Linked DNA regions of Homo sapiens: region 1 is linked to region 2. A link is a loop called in an ENCODE intact Hi-C map of the cell type or tissue named here. Cell type or tissue: Caco-2. All regions are shown on one strand. Each heading gives the region's core, and the rest is flanking DNA. Links, peaks and the distances in the headings are about the cores only.

Region 1 (16,387 bases), core at 5,591-13,590, 170 kb before region 2:
TTTTATTAATAAAAATTAATAATGCCTCTGTAGAGGCATTTAACTCTACGTTTCACTCTGGCTATGGGCTTATTTCAACTTTCTTTATAATAAAGTGGAGGTACATCTTTATCTTTTTTTGTGTGAAAGATTTATGTAACTCAGGCACCAAAATATCTAGAGCACCTGCATGACTAGAAACTTTATAGTGCTAATTGGCAATATGGTACACAGCCAGATAAGCACATCAGATGAAACTCTTAAAAACAAATATTGAGGCTGGCAAGATGGCCAAATAGGAACAGCTTCAGTCTGCAGCTCCCAGCAAGATCAACTAAGAAGGTGGGTGGTATTTGCATTTCCAACTGAGGTACCTGGTTCATCTCATTGGGACTGGTTAGGCAGTGGGTGCAGCCCACGGAGGGTGAACTGAAGCAAGGTGGGGTGTCGCCTCACCTGGGAAGTGTAAGGGGTCAGGGAACTCTCTCCTCTAGCCAAGGGAAGCCTTGAGAGACTGTGCTGTGAGGAATAATGCATTCCAGCCCAGATACTATGCCTTTCCCATGGTCTTTGCAACCCGCAGACCAGGAGATTCCTTGAGGTGCCTACACCACCAGAGCCCTGGGTTTCAAGCACAGAACTGGGCAGTCGTTTGGGCAGACACTGAACTAGCTGCAAAAGTTTTTTCCATACCCCAGTAGTGCCTGGAATACCAGTGAGACAGAACCGCCCGCTCCCCTGGAAAGGGGGCTGAAGCCAGAGAACCAAGTGGTCTAGCTCAGCGGATCCCACCCCCACAGAGCCCAGCAAGCTAAGATCCACTGGCTTGAAATTCTTGCTGCCAGCACAACAGTCTGAAGTCAACCTGGGACACTCAAGCTTGGTGAGGGGAGGAGCATCCACCATTACTGAGGCTTGAATAGGTGATTTTCCCCTCAAAATGCTGCTGGGAAGTTAAAACTGGGCGGAGCCTACCACAGCTTGGCAAAGCCACTGTGGCCAGACTTCCTTTCTAGATTCCTCCTCTCTGGGAAGGGCATCTCTGAAAGAAAGGCAGCAGCCCCAGTCAGGGGCTTATAGATAAAACTCCCATCTCCCTGGGACAGAGCACCTGGGGGAAGGGGTGGCTGTGGGCACAGCTTCAGCCAACTTAAACGGTCCTGCCTGCCGGCCCTGAAGAGAGCAGTGGATCTCCCAGCACAGTGCTCCAGCTCTGCTAAGGGACGGGGTGTCTCCTCAAGTGAGTCCCTAACTCCTGTGACTCCTGACTGGGAGACACCTCTCAGCAAGAGTCGACAGACACTTCACACAGGAGAGCTCCAGCTGGCATCTGGCAGGTGCCCCTCTGGGATGAAGCTTCCAGAGAAAGGAACAGGCAGCAATCTTTGCTGTTCTGCAGCCTCTGCCGGTGATATCCAGGGAAACAGGGTCCGAAGTGGACCTCCAGCAAACTCCAGCAGACCTGCATAACAGGGTAGAATGGCGATAACTAAAAAGTCAGGAAACAACAGGTGCTGGAGAGGATGTGGAGAAATAGGAACACTTTTACACTGTTGGTTGGACTGTAAACTAGTTCAACCATTGTAGAAGACAGTGTGGTGATTCCTCAAGGATCTAGAACATAGAAATGCCATTTGACCCAACCATCCCATTACTGGGTATATACCCAAAGGATTATAAATCATGCTACTATAAAGACACATGCACATGTACGTTTATTGCGGCACTATTCACAATAGCAAAGACTTGGAACCAACCCAAATGTCCATCAATGATAGACTGGATTAAGAAAATGTTGCACATATACACCATGGAATACTATGCAGCCATAAAAAAGGATGAGTTCTTGTACTTTGTAGGGACATGGATGAAGCTGGAAACCATCATTCTCAGCAAACTATCGCAAGGACAAAAAACCAAACACCACAGGTTCTCTCACTCATAGGTGGGAATTGAAAAATGACAACACATGGACACAGGAAGGGGAACATCACACACTGGGCCTGCAGTGGGGTGGGGGAAGAGAGGGAGGGATAGCATTAGGAGATATACCTAATATAAATGACAAGTTAATGGGTGCAGCACACCAACATGGCACATGTATATATATGTAACGAACCTGCACGTTGTGCACATGTACTCTAGAACTTAAAGTATAATAATAAAAATAAAATAAAAAATCAAAAAAAGAAAAGCTTAAGCTTCAAACATTCTTAGGAAGTGTGGGGAAAAATATATGTATACATTCTAACTTTCTAATGCAGCACAGAATAGATACATAAGCAAAATAGTTGTTTTCATAATAAAGAAGATTGAATGCCAAAAAAAAAAAAAGAACATACACACCAAAATCCCATCCGAAGGTCACCGACATCAAAGACTAAATGTAGATAAATCCAAAGGTGAGGAAAAACCAGCACAAAAAGGCTGAAAATTCCAAAAACCAGAATGCCTCTTCTCCTCCAAAGGATCACAACTCCTTGCCATCAAGGGAACAAAACTGGACAGAGAATGAGTTTAACAAATTGACAGAAGTAGGCTTCAGAAGATGAGTAATAACAAACTCCTCTGAGTTAAAGGAGGATGTTCTAGCCCAATGCAACAAAGCTAGAACCTTGAAAAAAGGTTAGACAAATTGCTAGCTAGAATAACCAGTTTACAGAAGAATATAAATGACTTGATGGAGCTGAAAAACAGCACGAGAACTTCGTGAAGCATACACAAGTATCAATAGCTGAATTGATCAAGTGGAAGAAAGGATATGAGATATTGAAGATCAACTTAATGATATAAAGCATGAAGCCAAGATTAGAGAAAAAAGAATGAAAAGGAATGAACAAAGCCTCCAAGAAATATGGGACTATGTGAAAAGACCAAATCTACATTTGATAGGTGTACCTGAAAGTGATGGGGAGAATGGAACTAAGTTGGAGAATACTCTTCAGGATATTATCCAGGAGAACTTCCCCAACCTAGCAAGGCAGGCCAACGTTCAAATTCAGGAAATACAGAGAACACCACAAAGATACTCCTCGAGAAGAGCAACCCCAAGGCACATAATCTTCAGATTCACCAAGATTGAAATCAAGGAAAAAATGTTAAGGGCAACCAGAGAGAAAGGTCAGGTTACCCACAAATGGAAGCCCATCAAACTAACAGTGGATCTCTCTGCAGAAACCCTACAAGCCAGAAGAAGAGTGGGGGCCAATGTTCAACATTCTTAATGAAGAGAATTTTCAACCCAGAATTTCATATCTAGCCAAACTAAGCTTCATAAGTGAAAGAGAAATAAAATCCTTACAGACACGTAAATGCTGAGAGATTTTGTCAACACTAGGCCTGCCTTACATGAGCTCCTGAAGGAAGCACTAAATATGGAAAGGAACAATGGGTACCAGCCGCTGCAAAAACATACAAAATTGTAAAGACCATTGACACTATGAAGAAACTGTTATCAACTAATGGGCAAAATAACCAGCTAGCATCGTAATGACAGGATCAAATTCCTATGCAACTATATTAACCTTAAATGTAAATGGGCTAAATGCCCCAATTAAAAAACACAGACTGGCAAATTGGATACAGAGTCAAGACCCATCTGTGTGCTGTATTTAGGAGACCCATCTCACATGCAAAGACACACATAAGCTCAAAATAAAGGGATGGAGTAATATTTCCCAAGCAAATGGAAAGCAAAAAGAAGCAGGGGTTGCAATCCTAGTCTCTGGTAAAACAGACTTCAAAAAAACAAATACCAAAAAAGACAAAGAAGGGCATTACATAATGGTAAAGAGATCAACACCACAAGAAGAGCTAGCTATCTTAAATATATATGCACCCCATAGAGGAGCATCCAGATTCATAAAGCAAGTTCTTAAAGACCTTCAAAGAAACTTAGACTCCCACACAATAATAGTGGGAGAGTTTAACACCCCATTGTCAATATTAGACAGATCAATGGGACAGAAAATTTAAAAAGATATTCAGGACTTAAACTCAGCTCTAGACCAAGCAGACCTAATAGACATCTACAGAACCCTCCACCCCAAATCAACAGAATATACATTCTTCTCAGCATTACATTGCACTTATTCTAAAATTGACCTCATAATTGGAAGTAAAACACTCCTCAGCAAATGCAAAAAAAAAAAAAAAAAAAAAAAAAAAAAAAAACAAATCAAAGCAAAGTCTCTTAGACCACAGTGCAATCAAATTAGCACTCAGGATTAAAAAACTCACTCAAAATCACACAACTACAGGGAAACTGAACAACCTGCTCCTGAATGACTACTGGGTACATAACAAAATGAAGGCAGAAATAAAGATGTTCTTTGAAACCAATGAGAACAAAGACACAACGTACCAGAATCTCTGGGACACAGCTAAAGCAGTGTTTAGAGGAAAATTTACAGCACTAAATGCCTGCAGGAGAAAGTGGGAATGATCTAAAATCGACACCCTAATATCACAATTAAAAGAACTAGAGAAGCAAGAGCAAACAAGTTCAAAAGCTAGCAGAAGACAAGAAATAATTAAGATCAGAGCAGAGCTGAAGGAGATAGAGACATGAAAAACCCTTCAAAAAATCAGTGAATCCAGGAGCTGGTTTTTTAAGAAGATTAACAACATAGACCACTAGCCAGACTAATAAAGAAGAAAAGAGAAGAATCAAATAGACACAAGAAAAAATGATAAAGGGGATATCACCACTGATCCCACAGAAATATAAACTACCATCAGAGAATACTATAAACACCTCTAGGCAAATAAACTAGAAAATCTAGAAGAAATAGATAAATTCCTAGACACATACGCCCTCCCAAGACTAAACCAGGAAGAAGTTGAATCCCTGAATAGACCAATAACAATTTCTTAAATTGAGGCAGTAATTAATAGCCTACTAACCAAACACACACACACACACACCCAGGACCAGACAGATTCACAGCTGAATTCTACCAGAGGTACAAAGAGGAGCTGGTGCCATTGCTTCTGAAACTATTCCAAACAATACAAAAAGAGGGACTCATCCCTAACTCATTTTATGAAGCCAGCATCATTCTGATAACAAAACCTGGCAGAGACACACCAAAAAAAGAAAATTTCAGGCCAATATCCTTGATAAACATCGATGCGAAAATCCTCAATAAAATACTGGCAAACTGAATCCAGCAGCACCTCAAAAAACTTATCCACCACAATCAAGTCAGCTTCATCCCTGGAATGCAAAGCTGTTTCAACATACACAAATCAATAAACATAATCCATCACATAAGCAGAACCAATGACAAAACCACATGATTATCTCAATAGATGCAGAAAAGGCCTTTAACAAAATTCAACACCCCTTCATGCTAAAAACTCTCAATAAACTAGGTGTTGATGGAATGTATCTCAAAATAATAAGAGCTATTTATGACAAACCCACAGCCAATATCATACTGAATGGGCAAAAACTGGAAGCATTCCTTTTGAAAACTGGCACAAGACAAGGATGCCCTCTCTCACCACTCCTATTCAACATAGTATTGGAAGTTCTGCCCAGGGCAATTAGGCAAGAGAAAGAAATACAGTGTATCCAAATAGGAAGAAAAGAAGTCAAATTGTCTCTGTTCACAGATAACATGATTGTATATTTAGAAAACCCCATCGTCTCAGCCCAAAGTCTTCTTAAGCCGATAAGCAACTTCAGCAAAGTCTCAGGATATAAAATCAATGTTTGAAAATCGCAAGCATTCCTATGCACCAATAATAGACAAACAGAGAACCAAACCATGAGTGAACTCCCATTCACGATTGCTAGAAAGAGAATAAAATACCTAGGAATACAACTTACAAGTGATGTGAAGGACCTCTTCAATGAGAACTACAAACCACTGCTCAAGGAAATAAGAGAGGATACAAACAAATGGAAAAGCATTTCATGGTCATGGATAGGAAGTATCAATATCACGAAAATGGCCATACTGCCCAAAGTTATTTATAGATTCAATGCTATCCCCATCAAGCTACCACTGACTTTCTTTGCAGAATTAGAAAAAAATTAAGTTTCTTATGGAACCAAAAAAAGCCTATACAGCCAAGACAATCCTAAGCAAAAAGAACAAAAATGGAGGCATCATGCTACCTGACTTTGAGCTATACTACAAGGCTACAGTAACCAAAATAGCATGGTACTGGTACCCAAACAGATATATAGACCAATGGAACAGAACAGAGGCCTCAGAAATAACACCACACATCTACAACCATCTGATCTTTGACAAGCCTGACAAAAATAAGCAATAGGGAAAGGATTACCTATTTAATAAATGGTGTTGGGAAAACTGGCTAGCCATATGCACAAAACTGAAACTAGACCTGCTCCTTACATCTTCTACAAAAATTAACTCAAGATGGATTAAAGACTTAAAGGTAAGACTTAAAACCATAAAAACCCTAGAAGAAAACCTAGGCAATACCACTGAAGACATAGGCATGGGCAAAGACTTCATGACTAAAACACCAAAAGCAACGGCAACAAAAGCCAAAATTGACAAATGGGATCTAATTAAACTAAAGAGCTTCTGCACAGCAAAAGAAACTATCATCAGAGTCAACAGGCAACCTATAAAATGGGAGAAAATTTTTGCAATCTATCCATCTGACAAAGGGCTAATATCCAGAATCTACAAGAAACTTAAATAAATTTACAAGAAAAAAAAAACAACCCCATCAAAAAATGAGCAAAGGACATTAATAGACACTTCTCCAAAGAAGACATTTATGCAGCCAACAAATATATGAAAAAATGCTCATCATCACTGGTCATTAAAGAAATGCAAACCAAAACCACAATGAGATACCATCTCACGCCAGTTAGAATGGCGATCATTAAAAAGTCAGGAAACAACAGGTGCTGGAGAGGATGTGGAGAAATAGGACCACTTTTACACTGTTGGTGGGAGTGTAAATTAGTTCAACCATTGTTGAAGACAGTGTGGCGATTCCTCAAGGATCTAGATCCAGAAATACCATTTGACCCAGCAATCCCATTCCTGGGTATATACCCAAAGGATTATAAATCATTCTACTATAAAGACACATACACACATATGTTTATTGCAGCACTGTTTACAATAGCAACGACTTGGCACCAAGCCAAATGCCCATCATTGATAGACTGGATAAAGAAAATGTGGCACATACACACCATAGAATACTAAGCAGCCTTAAAAAAGGTTGAGTTCATGTCCTTTGCAGGGACATGGATGAAGCTGGAAACCATCATTCTCAGCAAACTAACACAGGAACAGAAAACCAAACACCACATGTTCTCACTCATGAGTGGGAGTTGAACAATGAGAACACATGGACACAGGGAGGGGAACATCATACTAGGGGGCCTATCCAGGGGAAGGGGGATTGGGGAGGGATAGCATTAGGAGAAATACCTAATGTAGATGATGAGTTGATGGGTGCAGCAAACCACCATGGCATGTGTATACATATATAACAAACCTGCATGTTCTGCACATGTATCCCAGAACTTAAAGTATAATAAAACAAACAAAAAACAAGTATCAAAAGCACCTTTCTTCTAGATTTCTTGATAACAGCTTATTTTTTTTTAATAAAATGCTGGGGATTGGTTTGAGGCCTGAATTGAAAAGGAATTGGAGGAGATATTTTAATATGAAAAAAACTTTAGAGAAAACTTTATTCCTTTGAGCTTTTTTTTGATTGTGTATAATCTGCTCCTATGATGTTAGTGGGCACGATAGTCAACAAAATTTCCTATTAATTCTATTCTGCCTGGCTTATGTCATCTTGGTATATTGAGAAAGCCGTATGTATCAAAGGTGTTCCTAGATGCAGTATGAAACTGGACTTTGCAATTTGATGACAAAATGATGCTACATTTTAGATCATTTCAGGGGAAAAACTGGTCATACTTAGATGGGGTACCGTTTATTGTACTATTATGAATGAAAATACTAGGAATCCATTGAATTCTGATTTCTTTCACTTTTAGCATTTATGTATTGTTTTGTATCACACATGTTCTTACCTATTATAACTATTATGATTTTGATGAATAAAGAGATTATCTAATATTGCAAACCCAGTACAATTTAGGTATGTTATTTACGGTTAAATTACTGACTGTTAAATGAATGAGTCATTGAATGCTACAAAGTAATTCTGTATACAGAACAAAATTCAGCATTTTTTAAGGCATAGCTCTTGTATTATTTTCCTGCTCTTATATAGATCATAACTTTAGAGGAAGCACTAAAACCAATGAGGGAAAATTCCTTTACAAAAAGTCTCCCACTTGTTAGAATCTGAACAAATCCTTGACCAGAGGATTCTCACCACAGATAAATTCTAGAATCATTACTTTGGACTCAACTTTAAGGAGCGTGGAGTGGATAGAATAGGTTCTATTCTATCCTCTGTCCTCTCTCTGTTTGGAGGTTTCACACGAGGCAAATTTTAATTTCCGTGAAATGGAATCTTCTGACTTCAACATATGATGTAGGTATATGAAATTATTTGCATGCTGACATTTGTCTCTTTCAATGGTTCAGAGATGTTTTACTTTGACATGACTCTATTTCTTCTTGTTTTCACGTGTGTGTGTGTGTGTGTGTGTATGTGTATGTATGTGTATGTGTATGTGTATGTGTGTGTGTATGTGTATGTATGTGTATGTGTATGTGTATGTGTATGTATATGTGTATGTGTGTGTGTTGAGGGGAGACCGGGTTTCTATCTCAGAAATTATTTGCTGTGCTTTCTTATTTTTCCCTTTATTTCAGTTTCACATGGTTTATGAATCCTTTACTCACACATTTTCTTTACCCATTTGAAGTAGAATATCAATAAAAAGCATTCAAAAGAATTACTAACAAAAGGCATTATAAAATAATTTTAAAAATTCAATTCAGTATGGAGTTTGCAGAAAAAATGAGAATCTGATTTATATTCTCCTTAAAAGAATCAACTACTCTCGAATTTGACAGTAGCAGAGCAAAACCATGATAAGATACAGAGAAAAAAAAATTAAAGGGAACTTTTCATTACTTCCAGTTTTCTTATCCTTGATCCAGCCTTCCAGAACAAATGTAATGCAATATTATCTTTTTGGTGTGGTCATGTTTCTTCCTAATTGAAATCTACAATTGTATTATGGTTGCATTTAGATAGATTTAATCAAATCCTACCCGGCTTTCAACATTGAGATCCAAGTTTATATCTCAAGCCCATTATGTACTGTATGAGAGTCCATCCACTAAATAAATGGATTATAGTGATCATGACACTTTTCTTTTTAAAAACAGAATATCAGATCTTCTATTGTTGACACTTCTTGAAGATAATTGGGAAACTGGGTTGCTACTTGGTCCACTGTGTAATGAAAGGCAAGGTGACTTATTCTCCACAGACTTGCAGGTTTCCAAGTATTTGTTGGACTGTAGCCACCAGGGGTAGAATTTTTAATATATTTTTTTCCTAAATGTAACATTTTCTATCAAATGAGCTAAATTATCTCTAATATCTTCATGATTATCTTATTCCATTCCATTACAGACTGGACAATTGTAGGTGGCTGTGAAACGACTTTGCCCTTTTGTCAGTAGCTGAATGAAAATTAGACCAGACTAAAGAGACAGGCTGGTGGGTGTAAACATTCAAAAACAAAAATTGCTTAAAAAGAATCAAAGGTAGTAACGATTTTCAAAGGCTGCAATTCAGCAAGAGAGATTTGAAGTCTGGAAAGGATGCAGTGGTCATATAGTAATGGAAAGTGTAGAAAACTTCAATATATTCATGGTTGGATTTTTCTTCCTTGTGAATAATGGATAGTGTTAGCAAAATATTCTTTCTTGTGTAATGGAAATAACAATTGTCTTCAATTCTTCTTCCAATTTTTATAAAATTTCAAATAGTAGCCAAATAACTAGCTATTTATGCCTCATCCTTCACCATGTAGTTTTAATCCCTGGACATAAAAATATGGTTTACCCAAAGGTGTACGGACAGGAAGAGATTCATATAGTATAGAGACACAGAAAGCCTGTAGATTAGGCTCTAGGTTTTGCATGCACCATCTGGTCTCTGTTCTCTTGAAGATGTGTATGGTTTATCAGGGTTCAGCAGGTGGAACCTCACCACCTGGGTGTGGACTGTGAGCCAGAAGATAAGATGTTCTCAACACCATAAATTTCCATTCTGCTCTGAGGGAGGGATGATTCCACATTAAAACAACAATAGTATATTGCCTGTGATGGACATTTCGTTTAGAAATATTAATTATAATGAGAATTATTTATTTCTGCTCTGAATTATTTTTACTTTTTTTGCTTGATAGTATTTGTTTTATACAAAATAGGTACATAATCCATTTATATTACAAAATTTTACAGTGACATTTAGAATGCCTATCCAAGTTCTATTTTAGTGGTCTTTCATGATCACTGTTGTAGTTATCTTTATGAATTTGTAGTCTCTAGGTGGCAGCATTTCAAGTCTTTAAAATACGTATTTTAAAGTATACCAAAAACGAGGTGTTTCTGAATGTGGCTAGTGATGTTTTGGGGAAGTGTGGCAAGAATGCCTAATTTGCTGAGAAAAATCAAGGACTGGTTGAATTTTCAGGACACATTTGTCATTAATTAAAATGAAATTGACAGGAAACCAACTGACTGCCCACAAATAAAAGAAGTTTGTGTTTTTGTTCACAGCTGGGGTTTCCAAGGATTGACAGTGTGAGTCTCCATACACCATACTCTCTAGAGTGCTGGGGGAAAGAAAACCTCCTCCAGTCATTTTTCTCAGAGTGTGTGAGTTCAAAGAGAATTCTCTGCTGCAGTGGTCTGTGTGGCTTCCTAAACAGGGACATGGCCCTGGGCTGCATGCCCAGAACAATACAAGATTGGCTGCCTGTCATTACAAGAAACATTTATTGACTGCTTATTATATGCCAGCTACAGTCTACTGACTTTACATGAACTTACGGATTTATTCTTCACGATAATCTTAACAAGTAGCCACTGCTATTCTTCATTTTGCAAATGAAATACTGAGGCTCAGAGACTGCCCAAGGTAACACAGCTGGCAAGTGGCAGCACTGGGATTTAAACTCAGCCAGGCTTACTCCACAGATTTTTTTCTTATCTACCGTGCTATACTGTAGAGTCCAAGCCAGGGAAAAGGCCTAGATTGAGAGAGCAAAGTACAGCAGCAGCTATAGTGTGGCTTTCTTGGGCTTAGGAGAGAAACATCTTTATGTTCAAGGTTTTACAAAGAATTCTTCTGAAGACTTTGAGTCTACTTTCTGACCTGACACTTCAATTCAGCTCAGCACACATTAATCGAGTGCCTCTTATGATCTAGGAATCATGCAAGGCACGAAGCACAGAAAGACAGGTAAGGTACAGATAAGACTTTACCCTAAATCTTAGAAAGATGCTCTTTACTTTACAAATGTCCTTAGATGACAATTCTTTGCCAACATTCTTGAAGCAGCAAAATGATACAGTGAAAATACAGAGCTCCAAATGCATGCTTGTTCTGTACTAGAGGTTAGACTTCCTTTTTGATCCCCTCTCAAGTCATTCAGTGAATTACAACAGATGCCAATATCAGATGAATCTGATTCATAGTGTCTTCTCTGGCTATCTGCAGCAGGCTATGTTTGTTGGAAACTGCTTATTACCCTGCTGGCTTACTGATGAGCTTCTCAGACCACAAATATGCAATAACTTTAATGAAAGAAAAAAAGTAAACTTACTTCTTCCATTCCTGTATTTTAGATTATTTTTGACTCCTGACCTGTTCTCTAAAATAGCAAATACCATATAGAAAAAGCTATCAGCTGATAAATAGTTTTGCAAAAAAAAGACATAGCAAAACTGCATCCCTAACAATGAAGGCATCATCTGAAATGATATTTACTATCAAATTTCATAAATTACATGTAACAAATAAATGAAAACCTCACACTTTAACTGTTTAGCAGAAATTGCAACTTGATTCTATGATTATTTTTTACTAATGACTAGGAGCAATTAATTAGGGAGCTCGGAAATTAGAAATGTGAGAAGAATATGTTTGCACTTAAACAATTTGTTCATAAAATGGACTTTAAAAAATTTATTATTTCCATGTCTCTAAAACCCATAGCTAAATAGTAACCTTTCTGGAAGAGATTGTTTGGGGCCATGCCATTGGGGGAAACCCAAGCACTTCATAATAATAATAACAACCATTGAATTAATATTCAATCAAGCTGTATACTAAGCTCATGCACCATCTCATTCAATCCTCCCAAACATCTGTCTTACAGAGAAGGAACTGAGGCTCAGAGAGGTTACCTTTCCAAGGTCACATAGCTGGTTGTGATAGAGTCACCAACCTGGGAGGCTTGTCTAACAAACCTATGCTCATGCCTACCTTCCCATCTCTCCGACAAAATCATTTTACAATTACTCGTTGACTGTACTTAGTACCCATTCATTCAGTATATTGGAACTATAAGCCTTTACTGACTCCGTGAATTTTTGTGGATTTATTGTGGGAAATAAATTTATTTCCCAATTATATACTCTCACTGTTCCAGATGCTTTTTCCTTTCATGACTTGTCACAGTTGTCATTTTGCAATCATTTGTATGGTGATTTCATTAGTGTCAGTATTAGCTATTTATTGGTATAGCAAATTACTCCAAAACTTTGTGGCTTAAAGCCATAATTACTTATTTTCTCTCATGGCTTCTATGGGTCAGGAATTCAGACAGGGCATGCAGGGATGCCTTGCTTCTACTCCATGATGACTGAATCCTCAGCTGGGGCTGGAATCATCTAGAGGCTTGCTCACCCAAGTGTCTGGCAGTTGATGCTGCCTGTCAGCTAGGTGTCTAGCAGAAGCTTTGGTTGGAACATCTATACATAGCCTCAGCATCAGTCCTGGGCTTTCTCACATAATGGCTGTATCCAAAGGCAGGTACCCAAGACAGAGGGAGAGCACCAATGAAGAAACTGCATTACTTGTTTGTGAGAGGGAGGAATGGGATAATTTTATTGAGGTATAATTTACATACCATATAATTCACTTATTTTAAGTGTAACATACAATTCAATGTTCCCACTTGTGCCAGATATGGTTTTATTTACACAATTTGGGTAAGCTGGTGCACATGTTTCTTGCAGCTATTTTCTTTCCTGTTGGAAGGGCTGTTGACTCATCTGTAGATTTTCTATTGCGTGGTTGTCACATTTTTTAATCTTTCATTTGTGGTTTCTCACTCTTAACTCTGTCTTGTCTTAACACAGAGATTCTGCATTTTTTGCTTGCTCTTAGGTGCTTACTTTCATCCGTGGCCATGTCTTGGCCTCTGGCTTTTGGGTATTTTTCTGTTTTTAATACCAGCCCCACATTGAAACTATTATTTTTATTTGATCTCTGGCTTCTGATCATTTTTGGGTATAGCACACTCCCTTCCTTGTTTGGCACTCTATGTGCTAGCCTTTTTCCCTTTCATTCTTTGCTTTCATTCCTGCCTGCATTATAGCTCAAGGTCTTAGAGTTTGTTCTTAAGTAGAGTATATAGGAAAATAAAAGCATAGATATTTTTCAAGATTTGTACCATTAGCATTCATGTGAATGGACACATAATTAAATAAATATCTACTCATGTTAGGATTAATGATAAAGTGAAGATAATTAGGTATTCTTGAGGTATTCCACAAGTCACTTTGACATCTCTGACGATGGGGTAGCTTATTTGAAATGGGGTCCTTGATTGGAGAAAAAGTATTTTGGGTTCCTGGGCACCATTCTCCCACACACACATATTCTGTATGTTTGTCAAGAACTTTCTTTACACATGTGACTAACCCAAAAGTAGTCATGCAAAATAACTAATAAATGTGGCTTCTGTTGTTGTCAGGCAAGGAATTTCAGCTGTAGACCCTATTGACTCATGGCTCTAAACAATTCCTCCCACTTCATTGCAAACGAAACTCTGAATTCTGATTTTGTTCAGGTGTATGACTGAAATGTGAGCAGGAAAGGTGGAGTTAAACTCACACTCCCTAGCTCTAGGCAATAAACAATGAAGTGAAAGCCTACACTCCTCCTTCACCCCTTGGGAGATGTGACATGGTGGCAAGAGCTTGGAGGTGCTGCAGCTATTTTGTGACCACGAGGGGGAACCAACAAAGTAGCAGGGAAGCCAACCTAGAGCTCTGACTTATTTTTTTCTTTTGAGATGAAACTTTGCTTTTTTTCTCTGCCTGATCTCAAACTCTTGGGCTCAAGCAATCCTTCTGCCTCAGCCTCCTGAACAGCTAAAGTAACCAACTCTGAAACTTCTTCTCCAAGGAGTCTTGGTAAGTGAGACACTAAAGTGTTATTAATGTTTAAGCCACTTTCACTCACATATTTTGTTACTTGAAGCAGAAGGGCTCCTAAATGACACAATTCCTAACTGTGAAAAGAACAAATCATATTTATCTCTGTTGGCAACAGAGTAGAAGTATACAACTACTTGCTCTCATTAACAATCTCACTATATGCTGTGCATTATTCCTAAGATTATTATAACTTATAATTTTTCCTTTGGAAATTCAGAGCTTATAATAGCGTTTGAAACTTCCAGACACCTGAGGCCATAATGACTGTGTGTTAAAGAAATATTAAGTTAAGATTATACATAAAAATGGTTTACCCAAGTTTTAGAATTTATGCTTTCATATATTAAAGGAGATAGGGAGAAAATTCTGAAGATCTGAGGAGAGGATTTAGGAAACAGAAATGTTTAGAATTGGAAACTATAACATATCTCTATGGGAGGAGCACAGACTGCTAGGCTAGGGATCATTTTGTACTGCCCAATTGTGTGCAGGACTCCCACTGGAATCAATCAGAGTCATATGCAAAAATCGATGGCAGATCTTGCCCTGAAACTGTAAATGAGGAAAGCTGAAAAATCTGAGCTATTTCTTGATATATGTCTGGGAATGCAGCAGGCTTTGGGGAGGTCAGATGCTTGATAGAAACGAATGTGCTTGAAACTCTAATATTGCTGGATAAATTAACAAGAAAGCGAGAATCCTATTCATTGTCTTTCTTTAAACTTGGAATGATTTGTTATTTTTAAAAAAAGGCCTCCAGCACTGCAATTATTATTTTTTCCAGATGGTTGAGTATTTTAATGAATAATACTCAGTCTTTGAAGAAATGGTATGAAATTAGACTTTTTTCTTTCCAATAGTCTTAGAAAAAAATTTCTTTTCTTTCAGGCCTAAACTAAACCTGTGTGCCAGAGGCTAAATTCTGTGCATGATCATTTCTGGAACAGAAATGTTAGGTGAATAAGTGCTGTACCAGCTGCTTTATGGGTAGTCTCCTTGACTACTAGAAATAGAATAAAGAAAGCAAGGTGGAACATCTGGCAACGTTAAGTGTCAAAAATCCATTTTCAAAGCCTTTTGTCATGGGGGTTCAAGGGAGTAAATAAAAGCGTTCTTCTAAGTCCTGGTATGATTCTATATGTTAAGCAGAAGTTGTGATTTATGAAGAAGAAGAAGACTTGAATCGACTAGGTAAACTAAACAGAATCTTGCTCACAGTCAGTGTTTATTAGAAGTTTGTCTTATCAGTTGTAATTGGAGAGGGAATTTTAAAAAATTTTGCTTTTAATCTTTACTCTGAACCAGGCCATCTCTGTAATTTATAATCTCATCATTTAGGGGGTAAGTGGTTACTGTATTTTTGTTGTATCTTCCTTGTGGGACACTTTTCATCATTTTTATTAGCATTTTATGACTCCATAGCATGTATTAAGTTAGTATGAGAAATTTACATTATACATTATTTTAGGGTCTACAATATGAGATCCAAGGCAATTTTGAGAAAAAGTAAAAGTATTAAAAATGATCTGAAGTTTTTTGGTCACGTGAAAGTCATAAGAGATGCTTAGTGGATAAGAGCAAAGGTGTAGACAGTCTAATATCTGTGGATGTAGCCCTCAAGAAATTTGCAGACTGTGTGACTTCTACAGTATTGTGTAGAATTTGGGGCTTTAGAGATCATGTATTCAGCTCTTTCTCTTACATATGAGGAACTGGAGGAGCTCAGAAAAAGTCCATTATCTTGTCCAGCACCATACTTTGGGTTAGTGAAACAGGAAGCGAGCCCACATCTTCTGACCCCTATTCAGAACAGAAGTCTTTAAGACTATGTCATAATATTAATTTCAGATCTCTCTAAATTTCTCCAATAGTCCACTGGAGGTCTGTCATTTTATAATTATCTATAGCCTTGTTTTTCAAGAACATTTGCAGGGTTACGGGTTCAATTAATTAACCCATCAGTACACAATATTTGCATGTGTTATTTTGTCCTAAAGCAACCTCTT
Region 2 (16,387 bases), core at 5,577-13,576:
TATGAAAACACAGGAAGAAGAAATAAAGTAAAACCAGATATTATTAAAACTTCTTTACAAGAGTCCAACTCTTCTAAGCTACTTCTTAACTTAGCATCATTGATATTTGTATTTTCCTGCACAAAATAATTCACTGTACCATACAGAGTGATGATGTAGTATTTTTAAAAGAATTTGTAGAAGAAGTAAAACTACTCTGTTCTGCAGGTAGAGGAGGTCTACTTTAGGCTTCGTTTAGGGATGTTGCTACACTTCTCCAGTTCACCACCTCTGTCAACTTCTTTCCCCATATCATTTCATTTCTAGGGGTTAAAAATACTCTACTCTTTAATGTTTTCTCCAGGATTTTCTTCAAACTGCTGACACCAATTCTGTGGGTTTTGATGCTCAAATATTTGATATTTCTACATGTTCAGGAAATGGCAACTGTGTCACAATTACTACCCTGGCCAGTAACGATCATAGAATGCCATAGACTTCAAATCATTCTGGTTTTCAAGACAGTAAACTATAAAACACATACATTTCAGAAGGCATAAATTTTAACTTTCAGTCAACTGAAAACAGTAACCTTCCTAATATGTAAAGTAGGAATGGAAAAAATGAAAAAAAATTAAGATACGGTAATATAGAACACTAAGAATTACACACAAGAAAACCTAAATTATAAGAGTAATATTAATAACTGTGAGTTAAAATATAGAGACACAGGTTGAATTAAAAATAAGATTTAGTGATATGTTGTTTTATTAGTCAAGATTCCCATCAAGGAAAAAACTCAAGATATTTAAAGGAAATTGAATAAAGGTAATTGGTCACACAGATGTTGAATGAGCAAAATGCAGAAGATCATCAGCAGAAGCAAAACAACAATAACAACAACAACAACAAAAGATAGGGTGATACCCAAAGAACAGAAACTTGCTGACAATTCTGGGCTGAAGTCCAGGTTTCTATACCTGCCAATAAATTGATGGAACTGCTGTGACATCCTATTCAGGGTGCACCAAAGAGTTTCCTTTTTGGCCAGGGATAGACCCATAAACTACATTGGTAACAAATACCAATGCTGTCCTCTGTGGCTATGCTGTAGCTCTGTTGCTCTGTCACTGCTGCTGCTGCCCCTGAAGACTGTCACAAACTGAAAACAGGTAAGAGGTATTTCTGCTCTCCTGCACCTTATGAATTTCTATTAGGATTCCCATTAGCAGAACTTGACAGGAAGCCAGTTGGCATGAGATCCTAGGAAACGTCACTTGCAGGCTTTCAGTCCCCTCAACACATAGCAGAATACAGAAACATGGGAATAGGTGCTTAAAACAAACATGCAAATAACTGAAATCACTGTCTACAAGACATACATGTAAAACAGAAGGATATGGAAGTGTTCGTTCATTCAACAAATATTTATGGAAAGCCTTCTAGGTGTTGAGCTCCTCTTCCAGCTGTGATGATACAGCAGACAGCAAAACAGATGAAACATCTGTTTAGTGTATTTTTTTGACCTTTTAACTCAGGGAAGAGAGACAACAAACTACATGAGTAGTTAAATTCAGTCTTTGTTAACACTCGACAAATGCTATGGTGAAAAGTAAAGCAGGGAGAGGGGTAAGGAGGGTAGGGTGTTGCAATTTGATAAAACAGAGGCCTGGAAGTTATCTGAGTAAATCCACACAGAGGGAATTTAGCCAGCACACAGGGAGACAGGAAAAAGCATGGTAGGAGAAGGCAACAAATATATGATGAGGTGACATCATTTGGTCTGAGCAGTGCTGAAAGCTGTCTTTTACTATTTATATAATATTCATACTTTTAAGAACTTGCGTAAGGCACCCCCAGTCTAGTCTTCAGATTAGAACAGATTTCAAGATCACATTGATTTAATGACTTTAGCCTCAGTTTTTTTTTTAACCTTCTAAGGACTTCCTAATAATTATAAATAAGTTAGCATCCACTATAAGTGATTTGTCCTCAAGGACCCTCAAATGGAAATATATCTGACTACCCACACTCTGTGTAGAAACTGCAAGAAACTTTCTATGACACCTGAAAGATTAAACTGTCCCCAGAGTCAATTCACTTCTGAATCTTTCTAGTCATGGAGAGAAGACGTCAGAATGCTTGGCTGCTGTTGCTTAGTGGAAGAGAGAATTAAAGCAATGTCCCCATCAAAACCAAGACATAACACAAGAAAACAAAAATCTCTCTCATTTGGGAATGTGATCATATAATCCCTACTTAGTAAAAATATATGGTTGGCTATAGAACAAAATGAACTATCTGAATTCAAGCCATTGCCTCTTCATGCTTTAATTAGCCTAAGTCCTTCAGAAGGAAGCCCCACTTATTGTTACTGAAGGAAATCAAGAACAAACACAAACTTAGGTAACTACTCACACACATGTGCATGCATATATGACTGAATGTGTTCACATTAATATGAATAAGCATTCATGGGCAGAAAACAAACAAATAAACCAGAGACCTGGAAAGGTCTTGTTGAAAATGTGACATTTAAACAACCATATGAAGGAGGAAAAGTAAATCTGGGTGAAATCTGTGATAATTATTCTGATAATGCACCAAGTAGATATTAAGGTAATAGTATAGTAGGAATAATGAAATAGATAATTTATTGATAAAAGAAATATTAGCTCAAGAAGGTATGATGATCATGCACATAATTTGCAGAATATTAATGCAGCTGAAATGGGCCCAGTTGTCCCATAGAAATTAAGTTATGTTTTCTTTTGAATAAACATAGAAATTGCCCCCCCAGTCTCAAAGCTTGAGAATGTTACATTTGTCTTATATGAGTTCCTTTCTCAGAACACCAACCATCAGTCTTCCCAAATAATGTCAAGGGACTGAAACTTACCAGGTGATTGCATCTGAACAATAAGACACCAGAGCCGTCATCCCTCATGATTGCCTATTCAACCACCTGCTTCCTTTTCACCAACTCCTCTTCCTCACTATTCCCTAATGCTTGTTTTCTCACACATAGTTACATTTCTTCCCCATTATATAAACTCCTAATTTTAATCAGTTGAGGAGATCGATTTGAGACTGATCTCCTATCTTCTGGACTATAACACCCAAAAAAGCCTTCTTCCCTGGCAATGCTTGTTGCCTCAGTGATTGGCTTTCTGTGTGGTGAGGACCAAGATCTAGACCAAACCTCTGGTGTTTCAGTAACACAGCCCTAAAACATGTAACACAACAATGCTCAGGAAAAATAAGTATATCAAAAATTGTGGTTTAAGCTGAGAGATCTAGAAGACAAACCTACTAATATATTAGATTTAGGTAACACATTAAAAAACATGTTAACTGTATGTAGAAATATATACCCAACAACAATAAATATTCTTTTAGTCAATTCATGGGAGATACAATAGACAAGGCCACAACAGAAGCATTAATAAATCCTAAAGAATTGGCGTTGCATTATGACTATGTTCTTTGGCCGTAATTCAATGCAGTGAGAAATTCATAACAAAAGGACAGCTTTAAAAAAATCCCTTATATTTGGAACCTATGATAAATATTTCTTTTATTATAGAGGAACTCTTAGGAAATTATGAAGTACTGAATGAAGTAAAAACACTACATATTGATATTTGTAAGACTCAATCAAAGTGTTACAGGTAATTAGACAGGCATGAGTGGGGCAGGCATTCCCCTACCCACTAGGAATGTCAGGTGGTGGTTTGGCAATTATCACATTGCCTCCCTAAAAGTTATAAATTGGCAGCTAGCATGAGGGAGAGGCCATTCAGTTGCACTGAAGTGTTAATTGAATGCAGAAGCCAGGGAGATGCAACTTCCTGAATATGTGCATGAAGAGACAAAATGGCAGAATATGACCTTCTGGGGGCACACTGCTAGAAAAGGGAAGAAAGCCTCAGGTGGGCATGCATACAGCTTCCTAAACACATTAAGCATGCTTACTTCCCAAGGACAAGGAATCCTGACCACATCTAAAGGCCATCAATAAGAGGTTACAATGGTATTGGTTAAGGAAAATCTTGCTTTTACCTCTCTCCATCTACCTTCTTTCCCTCATCACTGGAAGAGCCAGTGGTAAAAGTTAAAGAAAAAGGTTCTGAAGAAGAGAAGAAACTAAGTCAGACCTTAGCTAGGTGAAGCAGCAAGTTTCAAATGAAACGAGAGACTTGGACTTGACTTTAACTCTTAATATGTGAGTATGACAAGAAAGAAAATACAAAACTTCATTTAGAACAGTGAAAAAATATTCAGAAGATTGCATAAAGGCAATGGTCAAGAAAAAATCAAGTTTCGTTTTTGTGCCTTGCCAGGTGCAACTTACTCAATAAACCAAATATAACTACATGAAATGATTATACTTACTAAAAAAAATCTTACATGTTGTAGTATGTGTCAGAATTTCAACCCATTTTAAGGCTGAATAATACATTGTATACATATACTATATTTTGTTTAACCATTTCTTCTCTGATGGACATTTGGGTTGCTTCCCCCTCTTGGATATTGTGAATAATGCTGTGAGCAAATGGATGCACAAATATCTCTTCATGACCCTGCTTTCAATTCTTTTGAATATATAACCAGAAATGAAATTACTGGATCATATGGTAATCCTATTTTTAATTTTTGAGAAACTGTCATACTGCTTTCTATAGCAGCCGTACTGTTTTACATTCTTACCAACAGTATAGAGGGTTTCCAGTTTCTCCACATTCTTCCTAACACTTGTTATTTTCTATTTTATTTTTAATAGTAGTCATCCTAAAAGATGTGAGTTTATAGTTAATTGTGGTTTTGATTTGCATTTCCCTAATGATTAGTGATGTTGAGCATCTTTCCATATGCTCCTTGGCCATAAAATGTTTCTGATTATCAAAGTCCTTAAGAACAAATATTTCTCCCTATATATCATTTAAAAAAGAAGATGTCTTATTGTTGCTATAAAATATATTACACAACAATAAGGATAACATTAGCATCTCAAAATAAACAGAATTCACATAAAAAGAACTCAAGATAGTCATTAAAAAGACTTCAGGCCAGGTGTGGTGGCTCACACCTGTAATCCTAGCACTTTGGGATGCCAAGGCGGGTGGATCACAAGGTCGGGAGTTCGAGACCAGCCTGGCCAATATGGTGAAACCCTGTCTCTACTAAAAATACAAAGATTACCCAGGCGTGGTGGTGTGCGCCTGTAGTCCCAGCTACTCAGAGACTGAGGCAGGAGAATGGCTTGAACCCGGGAGGTGGAGGTTGCAGTGAGCCGAGATCATGCCACTGCGCTCCAGCCTGGGTGACGGAGAGAGACTCTGGCTCAAACAAACAAACAAAAAAATGCCAGTTATTTTAATATAAATGTAAATATAATTTAAAGCATCAAGTCTTTAAAAATATCAAATTCACAAAAATTAAAAAAATATTAATATTTAATATAACTGAGGGCTTATTGAGACATTCATATTCTTAAAATGATGCCATTGTTTTGATCCTTCTGGAATGAAGTTATCTGTCTATTCATCTGTCTCTCTCTCCTGCATATATCACATCTATCTTAAATTTATAAAAATAAAATATTTTTTGACCCTTTAATAAAGTCATGATAAAATACAAATCATGAAGAAAAAATGCATAAATTTAACTCTATCAAAATAGAAAATTCTAAAGACCGTCAGCAAAATTAAGACAAGAAATAGACCAGTAGAAGGTTTTTGTAACAGAGATAACAAATGATAAATGTCTAAGATAAATAATTTCCATACAATAATATGAAAAAGACAAATAAACCCATAGAATATAAGTCAAGTCTTTGAATGGCTAATAAATATGTGTATAAGATCTCTAGATTTATTAATAATAACTTACAAAGTAAATTACAGTGTAATATCTTTCTGTTGCATCAGCTTGATAAAAATATTATGACTATACCTAGCATTGGCAAGGAGAAAAGAAAACTATTGTTCATTGATGATGAGAGTATTAATGAGAACAAACTGTTAAAACTACTGTGGCAGTATGTATTACATTTGCATATTCGCGTATATTAGTTCCAAAAATTCAATTTTAGGTGTGTAATATTATGGAACAAGGCTGCAGATTAAAAATTCCACTTTAAAAAATAATAATTGAAATCCAGGGAGGAGAGTGACTCATAGCTTGAGCTAGTGATGACCATAACCCGTTTTTTTTGCACATCAAAATTAGAAGCTATATAAAAATGACTGAGTAAATTCAAGGTATTTCTTCCTTCTCCCTACATGCACATACATGAATTCAGGAAGTCCTTGGTAGTCAGCAGGATAGGGAAGGTATATACTGGAAACAAACTTTGAAAGAGAAAGTTGAAGATACACATTTGAAAAGGTCAATCATATAGATGTGTAAACAAGGTGACTCACAATATTTATTCAGAACGAAAGTGAATGTGATATTGAGAAACTGTGAAGAGGTTAGAGGTAGTTGTTTACCAGAGCAAAACATTACTGTTAGCTGAGTAGTTAACTGAATAACTGACACACATTTCTTTTGATTGTGTTGTGGCTGACTTTGCCATGATGCCCTTCTGGTACTCTACACAGGATGACAAAACAATCGTTTTCAATGTGGTAAAATCTGTACTAGTAATAAGAAAAAAATAAAAACAATCCCAAATATCCGTCAACAAGTGAACAGAGGAATAAATTTTAGACAATTCATATAATGGAATATTATACAATATATAGAATGAACTAGAGCTTAGCAAATAGAGACCAATGCTTGAGTGTGGAATGGAAGTTTTTGTTACCAGACAGGGCCCAATCCAGCACAGCATCTAAATATTGATGAATGAGGTGTCAGGGAAGAAAAATGTGGTAGGTCTCTTAAAGTTGAGAAACAAATCAAACCATCTCTGCCTCATATTACGAAAGCGCAGCCTCAGACTGCAGTTGATCAGCGGGGAATAACTATGATGGTTCGGAAGGTTTCAGGTGGCAAATATCACTTCAGTTCTTTCTTCAGGATTTCAGCATCTGGCTATCTTTGTTGTGCAGGTAAGTTTCTTAGTTTGGAATTATAATACCCAGATATCTTTTAGTAAAGTTGGTGTGCCCTGCTGTCAGCATACTGGACAACCAGGTTAAGAGCAAGTAGCAACGTGGGCAGATCTCAGAGATGATAGTAAATGCAAAAAGCATATTGCTGAACCATTGAGCAGTCAGAATTATTTATGTAAATTATGTACATTTTAAAACACACTAAGGGGTTTATATTTTGTTATTTTGAGCATATTTAAGAAGAATATTCTTGGGATGATTATTAGCTGCTTATAGATTGTGTTTGCTTGATTATCCTAGACACTGAAATCGGAAAAGAAAATGCCGAGCACATTTGGCTAAATGGGTTTACTTACCATTCCATCAAAACTAAAATAAATGATATCTGGCTATAAAAATAAAAATAGCTACTTTTCTCTTACAGCAGCTATGAGCTGGAACCACCAGGCATAGCTCCTTGGATAATGTGTGGAGTCAGGGGTTTGGAATTTTAGAGTAGTAAAATATTGTCCTTATATGCCTTACCAATACCTTCTGAATTGACAGTGTAGAATTGGTAGCTCTCACCTTCCTTTCAGTGTTTTCACAGACTACAGAGTAGTCAGTGCAGACTAATAAAGACATGAAGCTCTATGTGAGAGCCAGGCAAACTTCTCTAGAGGAGCCATTGTCTTTCAGGGATTTCTTGGGCAAGCTCCAGACATCAATATTTCCTTTTCATCTAATGGCAATAATTCAAAGACCGGGGAAATCACTTAAATATTTATAGGAGCTACCTGCCCATGCTCATGCCTGGGCTGTCATCAGACTTAAGGAAAGGCACGAGCCCTGTCATCAAAGGCAGGTACTTCCAAAGAAAAAACAGCACACACTCTGATATATCTTTAACGGAAAAACAAATCATACTTCTACGGAAAGTGTTGGCGTTGATGTGATGGAATGTTGAAATTTATTCATAGATGTGAAAATTCTTCCATGTCAGAAAAAAATGACACTGAGCTTGGCCAAGCTTCACATTAAATCTGTACCCTTGACTTCCCTCACTAATTAGTCTTTCCACCTAGAAAGCCACTGGAACAAGGTCCTCAGATCGGCATCGCTGTAGCTGCTTGAGCCTCACCAGGTGGTCAGATCATAGGCAGCTATTTTCCTCGCTGTAACCAAACCTACAAACCTCTGGCACAGCAATTCAACTGCAGAAAATGTGCCCCGTTGCTGTTTTGAAAGATTCTTCTCTTTGTCTTCTAATAACTCAGGCTCTATTTTCCCGTTATTTATTTTGTCTTTAGATTTAATCAGGATTGTCAAAGGTTTTTATTTTTACAGCCAGACATCATACATTCTGTGACAAGCTCTTCAATGGACCATTTGAGCTTATGTGACCTGCTTTCTGTTTCTTTTTCATCCTTCTAACTTTTATAACTCATGTCCGACTTTCAGCTACTTTAGCAGTGCTATTTAGAACAGGATTCAACACATTTCCACATTGTTTGCCAGTAGGCTTTTAAACTGGGCCTTTTAAAATATGCTTTTGAGTCAGAGTTTTACTAGAATGCAATAATTATTCTTTCATCCTTGCTGCATTTTTATATTGGTGAGTAAATAAAGCAATAACCATACAGAATGTTTATTAGTGATATAATTACCTATTGCCAATAGCCAAACACCTGGTGAAAGCCACAAATTCCCCAAATGTATGTTAATTTACTTAATAGATGTGCCAGTTCATAGATGTATTAAATAAACACTAGCTTTTTGATTGGTTGATTCAGGCTATATTTGTTTGCACATATGTTTGTCCGAAAACTTTCCTAGTCAATTTAGTCAGCCAACCAATTAGGTCAGTTCGCAAAACTGCCAACTGATATGATTGCATATTTTGACTCATTGTATTGTCAAATTCATGCTATTAAAACAATAGGCTTTTTACTTATATTTGTCTTCCCCACCACACTAATAGCTCCATACTTAATTCGATCATGGCTAGATGTCTTTGGAGCTATTCAGTCCTCCTCCAACTTGATTCTGAGCAATTGAAAAACAATCATTATAATTAATTCTAAATCTTCTTGTCATTTCACCATCTCATACTTCATATTATCTCTTTCTTAGTGCAATTGTTTCTGTATCTATTTTATGGAGTTTAACATTTCTGTCTTCAGATTCAGGTCCTAATCAATCTCCTGCAGAAGACTTAAAAACTTTTGCCTTCATTTGTAATGATCTATGCGCTTTAGACTTACTCATTCACAGATTAAAACCTTTTTTTTTTATTGTGGTCAGATTTTCATATTTCTAACACCTTGATTTCTGCATTTAGCATTCTTTTGTCCTTTCTTTCATTTAATTAACTGAGTTAATTAATTCGATTTTAATAGTTACTTCTTCCTTGTGTCCAATATTATGTTAAATAAGTGAAAGAAATGAAAAAGACAATTCTTTTCCTTGTGGAGTTTGTGCTCTGGTTAGAAAGAGATGTGGGAAAAAACAAAACAAAACAAAACAACCACCCACACAGATAATAGTAAAAACTATCAAAGCAGAATCCCAGAGGGCAGGCAGAGGGGCAATGTGCCAAGATGGTCAAGAACAATGGCTCTCACATCAGACTGTCTGCTCCTGTAATGACGTCACCACTTGGAAATCATGTGGCTGTGAAGGAAATTCCTTTCCTTTTTCAGGCCTCAGATTCCTTTTATTTTAATTTAGGATACCTATAGGACTTACTTCATTGACTTGTCGTGAGAAGGTAATGAAATGATACATATTCAATACTTAGGCTAATTCCTGACACATAAAACGCAGTTGATACATGGTGTTGTTATTAAAATATGATTATTGTTACTAGCTGCCCCAACTTCAGAAGGTAGAGAAAAAAGAGGATTTGGCATAACTGGCAGACTGCCATTTGGGTAAATGAGAATAAGGCTGTGAGCTATGAGATGTGGTTTGTTTTCTGGATCTGCCACTAAAAACCGGTAGTCCCTCCACCTTTCAAAACTCAAAATTGTTTTAAGTGACATTGTTACTGACCACAGGTTCTTGGGCTCTCCATTCAACAGAAATTGACACAGGCCAAAAGAGTTTTCCAAATAAGACTTAATTGGAGTTTACGCCCAGACATAAGGGAGGCAGTGTGAGAGAGAGAGAGAGAGAGAGAGACAGAGAATTCCTTGACTGAGTCCCTAAAAAGAGCTGGAGGTAGGGTTTTTTTTTTTTTTTTTTTCCAAAGCGTGGGAATTGACATCAGGGGTAGGGTGTGCACATTGAGCTGGTCAAAGCACGTGAGGGGTGAGGTATGTGGGTCAGAATTATTTGGTTGTGATGGTTATCTTGAGTAATGGGCCACCTGATGGTCTAGTCTGTGGGCAAAAAGGCTATAAATCAATTGTTCAGCATTCCTGCCTGAAGTGGGACACTCTGCAACCTTGGTTGTCTCTTGAGGCCACTTCCTGGAATTCTTTGAGTAAAAGGCATGGTTAAACATTATGGCATTAGTGAGGTAGTGGTGTGAGTTTTGTGATCAGCGGGAATGCATGAAAGAATGCTCCAGTGGGGATGAGTTGCAACCAAGTCCTCTTCCTACTCTGTCTCAAAATGAACAGATTTAAATAGTTTTTCTCCCCTACCAAATTCAGGTTAGGTTAGACCTTTAAAACCATGCTCTCACAGATTTCAGTATTTATTATTATTATTTGAGACACAGTCTCGTTCTGTCACTCAGGCTGGAGTGCGGTGGTGTGTGATCTCTGCTCACTGCAACCTCTGCTTCCCGGGTTCAAGCAATTCTCCTGCCTCAGCCACCCGAGTAGCTGGGATTACAGATGCCTGCCACCATGTCTGGCTAATGTTTATATTTTTATTAGAGATGGAGTTTTGCCATGTTGCCCAGGCTAGCCTTGAACTCCTGGCCTCAAGTGATCCACCTGCCTCAGCCTCCCAAAGTGCTAGGATTACAAGTGTGAGCCACTGCATCCAACTGTATTATTTGTATTATAATGTTACTAATATTATTTAGATAAGTACAATCATTAAGCAATATAAATCTTTAATACTTATAAAACTATAAAATGAAAATCAAAGCAAATATCCCTATTTGGGGCCTGATTTGTTTTGATTTGCCTTGATTTAATTTTATTTGAGTCTACAGAGTGCAAATAGATGGCTTCATTCTATTTTTCCTGTTGCCTTTATTATAAACAGACCACGTGGGATTTTTTTGCTCACTCCTTTGATGGCACAGTGGGCCTAATTTTTTCAGTCACTTTCAGGTGTTGAAATAATTTCATTTTTTAGCTACTAGAAAATCCATTGTGACCTTAATCATATAACCAAAGATAACATCACAGTAACGGGACAAAATGAAATCGTGTGCCACAGTTACAGTAGGTAGCTAGTCAGACATGAGCAGAGCTGGAGAGGGCTCCCCTACCCTCTGCCACCAGGAATGTTAGGCAGCCATCAGGTGATGGGCAGGCAGTTGTTACACTGTTTCTGTAAAATAATAATTGGTCGCAGCCTGCACCAGGGAAAGGAAATCTCCCAATAGATAGAAAAAACCTGAAAGTGGTGATCAGCAGTTTCCCAATAAGATCTCATGATCCGGGCAAGTGGGCTCAAACATGTGATTAAGAGGCGAAATGGCAGAGTTTAACTGGTATATGACCTTCTAGGGACATTTGACTGGTAAGGAAAGACACCTCAAGTGAGCATGTGTACAACTCCAGTAAACACACTGTGCTTGCGGCCCCTTCCAAGTGCTGGCAGGCCACTGTGCATGCAGACAGTCCACTCCACAAGGAAAGAATCAAGGAAGAAGGAGCACAAGACCTGGAAGCATGCCAGCATATAAAACCCCAAGTCAAAAAGTCAAGCCATGCACTTGATCTCTCAAGTTACCCACTTGGTCCTCTTCCAGGTGTATTTTACTTCCTTTCATTCCTGCTCTAAAGTTTTCATTAATCTTTCACTTCTGCTCTAACACTTGCCTCTGTCTCTCCTTATGCCTTATGCCATTCAGTTGAATTCTTTCTTCTGAGGAGGCAAGTATTGAGGTTGCTGCAGACCCATATAGATTCATCGCTGGTAACACCACCTTAGGCAGACTGAGAAAAACATAGTGTGTCTTCCATGATATTCTTGCCAAAGATACAGAACTTGAATCATATCACCAGGAAGCATGAGACAAATCCAAATTGTCAGGCAATCTATAGAACAACTGACCTATAATTTTCAAAAGAATTAGGATGTGGGAGTCAAGGTAGACTAAGAAACTCTTCCAGATTGAAGGGAATTAGAGAAACATGACAGCTAAATGCAATTTGCATTCCTGGATTAAATCTTTTTGCTATAAAGGATGTTATGAGGACAACTGCAAAAATTAAGTGGAATGTGAGGATTTGATGCTAGCAATGTGTCAGTATTAGTTTTCTGATTTTGATGGCTGCCTTATAGTTATGTATAAAAAGTCCTTGTTTCTAAAAATAGCATGCTGAAGTATTAAAAGGTGATGACATTGCATTAACACTTTACTTTCAAATAATTTAGGAAAAAAATGACTTGTACTTGCAACTTTTCTGTAATTTTGAAATTAAACTATTTAAAATTATTTAATATGTTTTTCAATGGGTCTGAAAGGAAATATACGTACCTATGTATAAATCCAATTCACAGCTAAATAAAAACTCCAGTGTCTTACTTAATATTTTGCTTCCTTCTCTAGTTTAATCCTGAACTGTAATACTGTAAACCCCATAGAGAAGGCAATGCATTCTGTGCTATCTTTCCCTGCTTCATAGCCTGATCCTCACCTCCGCTGCTCCTATTTCTTCTGGGTCTGGGACATCGGAAAAAGTATTTAGGAGGAAAGGACAGCCTTACCTGACTGGTTCTCTTGAAATCTGATCATAGACGCCATCTGTTATGGCAGAAACCACATTTTAAAAATTTCCCCTGTGGGTCACTTTATAAACCTTTGGGGATATACCACAGAGACCTACACAGTAGCATTCCCTGATGCTGATAATGTGTGCTCCAAAGAAGCCCAAACCACACTTTTAGGAACTACACCTCTGGAGTGGTTTTTAGCAGGATTTATTCAATGTCATCCTAACTTCTAAGTCTCCACTGAATCCTGGGAAAATTCACCACCTTTACGCTGTCAAATGCGGACCACTGTAATCTCAGCTACTCTGGAGACTGAGACATGAGAATCACTTGAACCGGGGAGGCAGAGGTGGTGGTGAGCCGAGATCATGCCACTGTACTCCAGCCTGGATGACACAGACAGACTCTGTCTCAAAAAAAAAAAAAAAAAAAAAAAAAAGTTAGAGGAAAAGTGGAGAGGGAACAGGGAGGATATGGTAATTCACATATTGCAAGAGAAAAAGAGCAGGTAGGGAACAGTCAATTATGTATTTGTCTCATATTTTACATAAGATCTGGAAATATTTAACTTTTATCTATAGCTATTTAACTTGTGGAAATATTTAACCTTTTATCTATAGCTATCTGCTTAGGAACAAAAGGAAAGGCAGCTTCTTTCATGACTCAGCTTTCACCTTAATATTTTTATTTTGGCATAGTGAATTGGGGTCCCAAGTTTTTATTTTACTTTCACAAGGTCAATATTGCATTCTGGAAAATATTGCTACCATTATCACAATGAAACTCTATCACTCTCCTGTTATTTTTTAACTCTATGATTCCATTTATTTGACAATATTATGCAGGCAAAACAACAAAGACAGAAAACAGATCAGTGGTTGTCAGAGTGTAGGGATTAGAGGAGAGGTTGACCACAAAGAAGCATGGAGAAGTTTTTGGGACTGATGGGACTATTCTGGTTACACAACTGTGTATGTTAATAAAACTCACAGAACTGTACACTAAAAGGAAAAATTTTATTATATATAATTGAACCTTAGTTTCTAAAATGAAAAAGAAAATCAACCAATTCAAAAAAGGGGGAGATTTAGAATGTATAATGAGTAATTAATTTAAATACCAAATGCTGGGCAATACAAACTTCCACCTATGTTTCCCCTAGAAAATATCAAATGAATTCTATGTTGAACATTATGGTTTTTAAAATGGTTCTCTTTAAAGGGGACCTGCAAATAAATTTTGAGTGCTATCTTTAGTCTGGTGCAAGGAAAAAGAGAGGCTGACCATAGGGGACAGCCAATATATAGACAATGTAGTTCATTTTAAAATGCAAATTAAAATGTATTGTCATTTCTCCACTAGCATACTGGCAATTTCAATATTATCTGTACAGTAAGACTGAGCCAAAAGACAATGGATTGATATTTTCAAAATTTAGAGGAAATTGTTTTCCACCTGAAATTTTTAAATAGTATGTTTTTATTTCAATAGCTTTTGGGGTACAAGTGGTTTTTGCATACACGGATGAATTGTTTAGTGGTGAAGTCTGAGATTTTAGTGTACCTGTCACCAAAATAATGTACATTATGCCCACTATGTAGTGTTTTATCCCTCACTGCCCCTCACAGTCTCCCTCTTCTGAGTCTCCATAGCCCATTATATCACTCTGTATGCCTTCGTGTTTCCACAGGTTAGCTCCCACTTGTAAGTGAGAACATATGGTATTAGCTTTCCATTCCTGGGTTACTTCACTTAGAATAATGGCCTCCAGCTCCATCCATCCAAGTTGCTGCAAAATACACTATTTCATTCTTTTTTAATGGCTGAGTAGTATTCCATGGTGTATATATACCACATTGTCTTTAACCACTCTTTGGTCAATGGTCATTTAGGTTGGTTCTATATGTTTGCTACTATGAATTGTGCTGCAGTAAACATACATGTGCAGATGCCTTTTTGGTGTAATGCCTTTTCCTTTGGGTAGATACCCAACAGTGGGATTGTTGCATTGGATAGTAGATTTACTTTTAGTTCTTTAAGAAATCTCTATACGGTTTTCCATGGAGGTTGTACTAACTTACATTCCCACCAGCAGTGTATAAGTGTTCCCTTTTCACCACACCATGCCAATGTCTATTGTTTTTTGACTTTTTAACAATGGCCAGTCCTGAAGGAGTAAGGTGGTATTGCATTGTCATTTTAATTTGCATTTCCCTAATGATTAGTGATGTTGAGCATTTTTCATATGTTTGTTGGACATTTGTGTATCTTTTTTTGAGACATGTCTCTTCATGTCCTTTGCCCACTTTTTGATGGGATTTTTTTTCTTGCTGATTTGTTTGAGTTACTTGTACATTCTGGATATTCGTCCTTTGTTGGATTCATAGTTTGCAAATTTTTTTCTCCTTACTGTGCTTTGTCTGTTTACTCTGAGATTATTTGTTTTGCTTGTACAGAATTTTTTAGTTTTATTAGGTCCTATTTATTTATTTTTGTTATTGTTGCATTTGCTTTTGGAGGTCTTAATCATTAATTATTTGCCTATGCCAATGTCCAGAAGATTTTTTTTCTAGGTTATCTTCTAGGGTTTGTATGGTTTCAGGTCACAGATTTAAGTCTTTGATCCATCTTGAGTTTATCTTTATGTAAGGTGAGAGACAAGGATCCAGTTTCATTCTTCTACATGTGGCTAGCCAATTTTCCCAGCACAATTTATTAAATAAAGTGTACTGTCCCCACTTTTTTTGTTTGCTTTGTTGGGGATCAGTTGGTTATAAGTATTTGGATTTATTTCTGAGTTCCCTATTTTGTTCCATTGATCGGTGTGTCTACTTTCATACCATTACCATGCTGCTTTGGTAACTATAGCCTTGTAGTATAATTTGAAGTCCAGCAATGTGATGCCTCTGAATTTGTTCCTTTTGTGTAGGGTTGCTTTGGCTATTTGGGTGTTTTTTTTTTGGTTCTATATGAATTTTATAATTGTTTTCTCTAATTCTGTGAAATATGATACTGGTATTTTGAAAGGAATGGCATTAAATCTGTGGATTGCTTTGGGCAATATGGTCATTTTCACAATATTGATTCTTCCAATCCCTGAATGTGGGATGTGTTTCCATTTGTTTGTGTCAGCTATGATTTATTTTAGCAGTGTTTTGTAGTTCTTCTTGTATAGATTTTTCATCTCCTTGTAAAAGGGTATTTTATTCTTTTGCAGCTGTTGTAAAAGGGATTGAGTTCTTAATTTGATTCTCATCTTTGTCATTGTTGGTGTTTAGCAGTGGTACTGATTTGTGTATATTAATTCTGTAACCTGAGACTTTACTAAATTTGTTTATCAAATCTAGGAGTCTTTTGGATGAGTCTTTAGGGTTTACCAGGTACATAATCATATCACTGGTGAACAGTGCTAATTTTTGACTCCCCCTTTTTCAATTTAAATGTACTTTCTTGCTTTA

What was found. A loop is a pair of places that touch in the nucleus more often than their neighbours do. Peaks named below come from ENCODE experiments on the same cell type or tissue, not always from the same donor. Only the 100,000 strongest peaks of a DNase experiment are listed, where the experiment ranks them.
Region 1: a loop joins it to region 2, with 1.8 times the contacts of the local background. A loop is called at or near these places in 1 of 110 quality-filtered maps.

Annotation. Positions count from the first base shown.
Region 1 is chr6:96,463,225-96,479,611 of GRCh38, reverse strand. The region is part of intron 1 of UFL1-AS1 (UFL1 antisense RNA 1); the gene reads left to right. Among named protein-coding and RNA genes, the nearest start is that of UFL1-AS1, 50 kb to the left of the region's middle. RefSeq lists an enhancer at 13,342-13,391. In Caco-2, for the core only: a CTCF peak has its summit at 10,488 (motif pointing right); no DNase peak of the experiment used is centred there.
Region 2 is chr6:96,295,234-96,311,620 of GRCh38, reverse strand. All of the region lies in intron 2 of UFL1-AS1 (UFL1 antisense RNA 1), which reads left to right. Among named protein-coding and RNA genes, the nearest start is that of UFL1-AS1, 220 kb to the left of the region's middle. RefSeq lists an enhancer at 6,392-6,441. In Caco-2, for the core only: no CTCF peak of the experiment used is centred there; a DNase peak (open chromatin) is centred at 10,460.